3 separate regions of the Homo sapiens genome follow, and all the other regions are linked to region 1. A link is a contact called in ENCODE Hi-C or POLR2A ChIA-PET data. All regions are on one chromosome and are shown on one strand. Each heading gives the region's core, a stretch centred on a gene start or an enhancer-like site at or near the end of the contact. The rest is flanking DNA. Distances are from core to core; before and after follow the strand shown. Region 1 holds the start of SELENOW (selenoprotein W). Region 2 holds the start of MEIS3 (Meis homeobox 3). Region 3 overlaps SLC8A2 (solute carrier family 8 member A2).

Region 1 (2,561 bases), core at 45-2,544:
TCTTGCCTCTGCTTTGTCGAGCAGGCAGAGACGTTGGAAAGCTGCCGACAAACCCAGGTTCCAGTTACCCCTGTCACCTGCAGTCCAGACTTGAAGCTACTGACCTGCCCCCACCCCAGTCCCAGCCTCAGTTTTCTCACCTGTAACATAGAACTAAAATTCCTCTCTTTAATTTACTTTTTTTTTTTGAGACAGAGTCTCGCTCTGCTGTCCAGGATGGAGTGCAGTGGCACGATTTCAGCTCACTGCAACTTCCGCCTTCCGGGCTCCAGTGATCCTCCTGCCTCAGCCTCCCAAGCAGCTGCGACTACAGGAGTGCGCCACCATGCCCGGCTAACTTTTTAAGTTTCTGTAGAGACGAGGGGGGGGTCTCCCTGGGTTGCCCAGGCTGGTCTCGAACTCTTGGGCTCAAGCGATCCACCCGCCTCAGCCTCCCAGTGTTTGGATTACAGGCGTGATCAACGGCACCTGGCCTAAAATTCCCCTCTCTTAAGGGATTCCTGGGAGGATAAATTCATTGAACACGTATTTATTAAATACCTACAGCATGCCACACAGTATTAGGTGCTGGGGAGTGGAGAGAACGTAATTTATATCCTATCCTATTATACCCTTCCTGAGACTTGCAGAAATTAAGCGTGTTCGGTATTGACACAGAGCCTCCCTCTTGCCACAGACGGAAAACTGAGGCCAGAAAAGGAGTGGGGTTCGTGGCCAAGGGAACCCACTGGGCAGAGGCCAACAATTCAAGTGCTTCTGAAACACAGGCTGAGACATTCTCGAACCTTCTGGGCTCTCACTGTCCCCACCCCGCGACTGTTCGGGATATTGGGGGAGGGGAAGCCTTAGGGTGGAGGAGCCTTAGGTCCCTTTACAAAGCTGACCCCCAGCCCCTTCCCCAGCGGAGCCCCGGAGTCGGGGGTTCGAAATTGACACACACTCGTCTCAGCCCCACCTTTTATAACCCGAGATGCCCAGCGTGTCACAAGTCGAAGACGGGGCCTAGGGACGACCGCCCTCTGTTTTTCGCCCCTCCGTACGCCCACCCCACCCACATACAGGGGCTCCCTTTTCCCATACAAGGGCTCCCATGGGTCCTCTCCCCGGGGCTCCCTGACCCCGGCTCCGAGAATCGGGTCCCGGCGGGGGTCGGGGACGGGGGCCGCTGGCCGCTGGGCTTACCAATAAACGACTCGGACGGCGAGAGCCATGGCTCGGGGCTGCCACATCCGCTGAGGAGCGGACGCCCGGGCCACACTAACCTCCCACCTGGACGCGCTAGGTCTGCGCGAGTGCGGCGGGAACCTGCGCAGAAAGGATGGAGCCTCGGCTTCCCCTGGCGCCAACCAATGCCAGGGAGGGGCGGTGGGCGGTGGGCGGAGAGGCGCCAAGGCGGAGGATAAGGAACCCGCGACCCGCCAGCCCGAGGCCCCCACACAAGTCTCCTTCCCATCCTCCTGTTGGGCTGGAGAGAGTCTCGATACAGGCAGTCCCCGGGGGAAGCCCTCCGCGCGTCCCCTCCCAGGTCCCCCCGGCCAGAATGGTACGGCCCACGGGGGCGGTGATTTACGGCTGGCCGCTCCCAGCTGGACCCGGAATCAGCCTCAAGGGTGGTCTTTTCACTGCGTGGGCTTGGGGACGGCGCGGTGGGGACAGAAGCAGGGCGCGATTCTTGAGTCCCTCACCTCCCCTGGAGAGGGCGAGGGGGCGAGAGGGGAAGGATTCGGGGTAGACCAGGTGAGGGAGGAGACAGGGAGTTGAGGGGGAGGTTTTCAGGGAGCGGTCCAGGGCCCACAGTTGCCTTATAAAGACCTGCAGCCGCAGGGCGCGGTGGCTCACGCCTGTAACCCCAGCGCTTTGGGAGGCAGAGGCAGGAATTCAAGACCAGCCTGGGCAACATAGCCAGACTGCGTCTCTACAGAATAATAATAATAATACATTAGTGGCTGGGTGCGTTGGCTCACGCCTGTAATCCCAACACTTTGGAAGGCCGAGGCGGGCGGATCACTTGAGGTCAGGAGTTCAAGACCAGCCTGGCCAACATGGAGGAACCCCGTCTCTATTAAAAATACAAAAATTAGATGGGCGTGGTGGCGCGTGCCTGTAGTCCCAGCTACTCGGAAGGCTGAGGCAGGAGAATTACTTGAACCTGGGAGGCGGAGGTTGCAGTGAGCCAAGATCAGGCCAATGCACTCCAGCCTGGGTGACAGAGCGAGGCTCCACCTCAAATAAATAAATAGATAATAAATCAGCCGGGCGTGGTGGTGTGTGCCTACAGTCCCAGGCTACTTGAGAGGCTTAGGCAGGAGGCTCGCTTGAGCGCAGGAGTTTGGAAGCTGCTGTGAGCCGTGATTGCACCACTGCACTCCAGCTTAGGCCACCAAGCAAGACCCTCTCTAAAAAAACAAAAGGCCTGCTGCGGCTGGGCACGGTGGCACATACCTGTAATCCCAATGCTTTGGGAGGCCGAGGCAGGAGGACTGCTTGAGCCCAAGAGTCTGAGACCAGCTGGGGCAACATAGCAAGACCCCATCTCTACAAAAACTTTTAAAATTAGTCCG
Region 2 (2,561 bases), core at 27-2,526, 360 kb after region 1:
CCCTCCGTCCCCCGCCGGCATCCTCCATCCTCCCCCAATCAATTTCTCTCCCACACACTTATTTCTCCCTTCCCAACAGCTCGTCTCTTTCTTTAATTAGAAAGATTTATGCTTCAGAGTCCAAGCCCCCTGCTCTTGTTTTGGGGGTGGCAGGGACGACTCCAGGGTCTCTATTGGAGCTCCTGTCCCCCACTCCCTCCCCCTCCTGTCTGTCTCACTCTGTCTGCACCTCTCTCTCTCTCTCCTCCCACCCGCGTCTGTCTCTGTCTCTCTCTCTCTCTGAATCACACCGTCACTGGAGTTACCTCCCTCCCCACTCCAGTTAGGCCCCATCCCCATCCCAGGTGCCCCCTCCCTCCCTTCCTGCTCTGTCCACGCCCCCCACCACTGGCCGTCAGATGAGGCCGCACTTGCTCCTCTAGGTTTCAGAATCAGCCTGGGCTAAGGGGACCTTAGCATGCACCACCCCCCAAAAAAGCAAATAGAGCCAGAGACTCCTAACCCTTGCATCCCTCACCCCAAGTCTTGGCTGAGGGTGAGGTGGGGGTGGAGCAGACCAAAGGGCCTTGTGTCTTTAATTAAAAAGTGATTTAAATTAATTTTCTGCTCCAAAACCCCTATCTGGGGTGCGCCGGCCTTGAGGAAAGGCAAGGCCTCCAGACCCTTCCCCTCGGACTGCCTTAAACGGCCAGCCTCACCGCAGGACAGCCACGGGGGCAGAGCCCGCCGGCATGGGGACCCCCAGACTCAGCCAAGACCCTGAGTCCTGGCACCCTCTAGCTTAACTGTTTCTCCGTTATCCACAGCCCACCCCCGCCGCCCCCAGCGCACTGCCCATCCTGCAGAGGGGGAATCGAGCCTCAGAGAGGGGAGAGCCTACGGTGGGACCAGACTCCAGATTCCCACGTGACCCCTGGAGATGGCCAGGGAGGGGGTCCGTGGTGTGTCCAGGGGGCTCGGAGAACAGAGAGCCAGAGGAGAGAAAGGACGGGAGAAGCGGAGACAGAGAGAGACAAGGAGAGAGAGACTGGGAAAGAGGGAGACTGAGAAACCCGGAGCAGGAACCCCAGCCCTGGGTAGGAGAGGAGGGGCCTGGGGGCACCAGGGCCGCGGTCTCTTCCTCTCCTCCCCCCACAGCCTGCCCCTCCCCGACTCCCACCGGAAGTGCTGCTGCTGCCCTAACCCCAATCCCTCGTGCTGTAGCTCTGCAGGCTCACTCTGGCTCATCCCCTATCCCGCTCCTTGGTGGTTCTGTTTAATTTCCACAAGACAAGGGAGAGACCGGGAACGGGGAGCGCGGCTGCCAGCACCCCTGAGCCGCCGCCGGACCCTCCGTCGCCCCGGGCCGCCCCCCGCCCCCTGCGGTCCCCGGTGTGTCCGTCTCGGGACGGTTCGATTCCCTCCAGAGCCGGGGAAGGGACGGGGGGGGCCCAGAGGAGGGGGCCTCGGGCGCCCCGCCTGCGCCTGCTGCCCCCGCCCCGGCGGCGATGCGCTCCTGGCCGTGACCCCCGCTGGGGGCGGGGGCCGGGGTCCATGCGCGGAGTCCCCACCCGGCCCGGCGCCTGCCGCTGACGGCGGCGGGGGTGGGGGGGCGCGCGCCTGGCCTCCTGCCCACCCCCTGGCGTCAACACCGCGGGCCGTCAGGGGCTGCGGCCCCGGGCTGCGCCCTCCCCCGCGGCCAGGCTCTGGAGGGACCCAGGAGCTGCCGCCGGCCTCAGCCCATGGCCCGGAGGGTAGGTCTCGGGGCGGGGACCCCGCGTCCCGGCCGCTTCCGCACCCCCTGTCCCTGCATCCCCCACTCTCCGGCGCTGGCCCCCATTAGCCCATCCGTCCTCTACACCACCTCGCTCTCTCTCTGCCCCTCCCTCCGCCCCTGGGTCTCCCAGTCCCTGTGTGCCCCCTCTCTGCCCCCAAGTGTCTCTTCCTGGCCCTCGGCCTCGCCTCCTCCCCATCGTTTAGCTTCTCCTTCTCCCTGCCCCTCTGTCCCCCTCTGTCTGCCCCACTCTCCTCCTCCTTTCTGCCTCTCTGTCCCCCTCTCTCTGTCCCTGGTCTCCCCCCTCTTTCTGCCTCTCTATCCCCCTCTCTCTGCCCTCCCCCACCCGCAGTCTCTCTCCTCTGTTCCTGGGCTTCCTCCTCCATCTCAGCCGCCCGCACCTCACCGTCCCCCCTTTTTTCTGCTCTCCTCCGTCCTTCCCTTCGCTCTACTTTTGTTCCAAGCCGCCCCTGCCTCTCCAGGGCTAGGAGTGGGACAGGGGTGGGAGAGGTGGTCTCACCAGGCTGCTGGCCCCACGGAGCCTGTCTCCCTGGGGATGGGAACGGGGATAGAAGACAGGGGAGGAGGCGCGCGCCCGTTTTGGGGGTTCCGGGTAGGCTGTGAGGACCGCTTTTGGTGAGAGTGCCTTGAGCAGCGGGGAGCAGTTGGATTCAACTTCAGGGCACAGGAGAAGTTAGGAGAAGAGGGAGAGGGAAAGAGTGGGACACACAGAACCAGGGTGCCCAGCCAGGCGAGGGTCCGAGGCAGGAACGTTCTAGCCTCTTCCCGTGCGAGTCCTGCTGCCTCT
Region 3 (2,561 bases), core at 42-2,541, 330 kb after region 1:
CACCTTCTGCTCTTCACGAGTTCCACGCGGGGAGGGGCCCACTCTGTCTTGTTCCCGCTCTGCAGCCCTTCCTCCAGGACGCCCACCCCGATTCACCCTCAGTATTACTTGTTTAATGCCTGTCGACCCTCATACTTGGGAGTTCTTCTATGGCACCTACGTCTCCTCTGGGAAGCACGTCCAGACTCCCCCCGTACAACACACAGCCGATGACCGACCCTCACCCCGCTCTTCCCCCTCCCCACCCCGCCGCAGCGAGGGCACGCTGGTGTTCAAACCAGGCGAGACGCAGAAGGAGCTGCGCATCGGCATCATCGACGACGACATCTTCGAGGAGGACGAGCATTTCTTCGTGCGGCTGCTGAACCTGCGCGTGGGCGACGCGCAGGGCATGTTCGAGCCGGACGGCGGCGGGCGGCCCAAGGGGCGGCTGGTGGCGCCGCTGCTGGCCACCGTCACCATCCTGGACGACGACCACGCAGGCATCTTCTCCTTCCAGGACCGCCTGCTGCACGTGAGCGAGTGCATGGGCACCGTGGACGTGCGCGTCGTGCGCAGCTCGGGCGCGCGCGGCACCGTGCGCCTTCCCTACCGCACGGTGGACGGCACGGCGCGCGGCGGCGGCGTGCACTACGAGGACGCGTGCGGAGAGCTGGAGTTTGGCGACGACGAGACCATGTGAGCACGCCCGAGGCGGCCCGGAGAGGGGCGGGGCTTCGGAATGGGCGAGGCCTGATGTGGCTCAGGGGCGGGGCCTGGGTGAGCCATGCCCACATAGTGGGCGGGTCTTGGTTGGGCCTCGGGAGGGGAGGGGCCTGCGTGGCCGTGCCCGCAACGTGGGCGGGGCCTGTGACCCATGCCCACGACGTGGGCGGGGCTTCACTGAACAGCTGGGCCCTCAGGAGGAGAGGGGCCTGAGTGAATCGTTCTCCAAAGTGGGCTTGGCCTCGGGAGGGGCGGGGCCTAGGTGTGCTGTGTCTACCACGTGGGCGGGGCCTGGTGGGGTTGTGACTGTGAAATGAAGAGGCGAGGCCTAGAAGGGTGGCCGGACAGGTGAGAAGAGGGCCCCAAGGAGGAAGGGGGGACGAGGTGAGGAGAGATGGGACGGGGCCTGGGGAGAGCGGTGTGGGGCCTTAATTGGTAGCTCGTGGAGTGTGTGCTGAAGAGTACCCAGGGAGATGTGGGGAGAGGCTTGTGGAGATGAGACGCTGTCGGTGGCTGTGGAGAGGGGGCGGGTCCAGGGCGATAGGTGGGGTCTGGGTTTGGACATACGACATCAGGAAATGGGAAAATGGATGTGGGCTGCGGAAGAAGGCGGGGCCTAACAAGATGGGTGGGGCCTGGGCGCGCGGAGCTAGGGAAGGGGTGGGGCTTCTGGGTATGAGGAAGAACCTGGGGAAATAGCGGGGCACCTAACGCGAATCTGGGCGAGGATTTGGGAAAAGATGGTGCTGGAATCTGGGGGCCTGGGAAGGCAGGGCAGGGCCTGGGGAGACACTGGGGAGCCTGAGGGCTGGGATTTAGGAAAATGGGGTCTGGGGAGGTGGGCTGGCTGGATACACTCAGACACACACATGTAGACAGACGTTTACAGATTGGACACAAAGCCATTTATACGCACCACACACACATAGACACACACGGCAGGGCCAGGCGTGGTGGTCAACACCTGTAATCCCAGCGCTTTGGGAGGACGAAGCAGGAGGATCATTTGAGGCCAGGAGTTTGAGAGCAACCTGGGCAACATAGCAAGACTCCTACTCTAAAAATAATTTTTCTAATTAGTGGTGGCGCATGTCTGTAGTGCCAGCACTTTAGGAAACTGAGGCGGGAGGATGGCATGAGCCTTGGAGTTGGAGATCAGCCTCTACTCTGCTAAAAATTGTTTAAAATTAGCTGGGCATGGTGGTGTGCACTTGTAGTCCCAGCTACTTGGGAAGCCAAAGCAGGAAGATGGCTTGAGCCCACGAGTTAGGTGCTGTAGTGAGCTGTGATCACCCACTGCACTCCAGCCTGGGCGACACAGTGAGACCCTGTCTCAAAAAAAGAAAAAAAACACGCAGACACACATAAAATCACGGACACGTACACTAAATTATTAAGTCAGGGCTGTTCTCACGCCCAGATCCCTGGCCACCCCTTACACAGGTGACCGAGTGTCCCCCAATGTGTGCCTGAAGCCTCACATTCCCCCACCCCCCTGCCCAGGATGCAGGCAGCGCCTGCCCCTCCTCTGCCCGCTCTCTTCCGCCCCCGCATGCCCGTCTGTCTCCCTCCTCCGTGCCGCCCACGCGCCTCCTACTCAAGCGGAGTCCCCACCGCGCTCCCCCTCCCTCCTCCTCCCAGCCTCTGCGCTTCCGCCTCGGGCAGCACTCAGCTTCTCACTGCTCTCGCTGTCTCTCCGTCTCTCCCTCTGCATCTCTGCATCTCTCACTCCCTGGGCTGTCTCTCTCTGGGTCTCTGCGTCTCTGTTCATCTGCAGCTGTCTGTCCCCAGCACCTCGCTCTCTGACTCAGCTTATATTTCAGGCACACTCCACACCTTTCCTTCTCTCTCTCTGT

Evidence for each region. A loop is a pair of places that touch in the nucleus more often than their neighbours do. ChIA-PET counts read pairs that join two places held with the same protein, here RNA polymerase II (POLR2A). Pooled maps may share reads with other maps.
Region 2: a map of mammary epithelial cell shows a loop between it and region 1 (2.8-fold over the local background). The contact joins the promoter of MEIS3 here to the promoter of SELENOW in region 1. A Hi-C loop is called at or near these places in 6 of 168 maps with a recorded cell type or tissue (IMR-90, MCF 10A, endothelial cell of umbilical vein and 3 more), 5 of 37 single-sample maps with no recorded cell type and 13 of 50 pooled maps. POLR2A ChIA-PET finds 5 or more read pairs at or near these places in 5 of 52 experiments (AG04449, AG04450, CD8-positive, alpha-beta memory T cell and 2 more).
Region 3: a loop to region 1 is called in a pooled map, with 3 times the contacts of the local background. The contact joins the enhancer-like site here to the promoter of SELENOW in region 1. A Hi-C loop is called at or near these places in 4 of 168 maps with a recorded cell type or tissue (IMR-90, MCF 10A, esophagus muscularis mucosa and 1 more), 5 of 37 single-sample maps with no recorded cell type and 13 of 50 pooled maps. POLR2A ChIA-PET finds 5 or more read pairs at or near these places in 4 of 52 experiments (AG04449, AG04450, H1 and 1 more).

The regions. Positions count from the first base shown.
Region 1 is chr19:47,777,436-47,779,996 of GRCh38, reverse strand. SELENOW (selenoprotein W) reads right to left here and starts at 1,294. Exons shown (of 6, transcript NM_003009.4): 1 at 1,183-1,294. The coding sequence starts at 1,211. RefSeq lists silencers at 997-1,136, 1,147-1,406.
Region 2 is chr19:47,418,242-47,420,802 of GRCh38, reverse strand. MEIS3 (Meis homeobox 3) reads left to right here and starts at 1,276. Exons shown (of 13, transcript NM_001301059.2): 1 at 1,276-1,733. The coding sequence starts at 1,722. RefSeq lists enhancers at 1,196-2,189, 2,190-2,561.
Region 3 is chr19:47,445,926-47,448,486 of GRCh38, reverse strand. SLC8A2 (solute carrier family 8 member A2) reads left to right here. Exons shown (of 10, transcript NM_015063.3): 4 at 256-678. Among named protein-coding and RNA genes, the nearest start is that of SLC8A2, 25 kb to the left of the region's middle. RefSeq lists silencers at 951-1,020, 2,227-2,276 and an enhancer at 915-1,840. Within about 2 kb of position 1,291, at least 2 of the 41 ENCODE cell types and tissues checked have a DNase peak (open chromatin) inside an H3K27ac peak, as active enhancers do.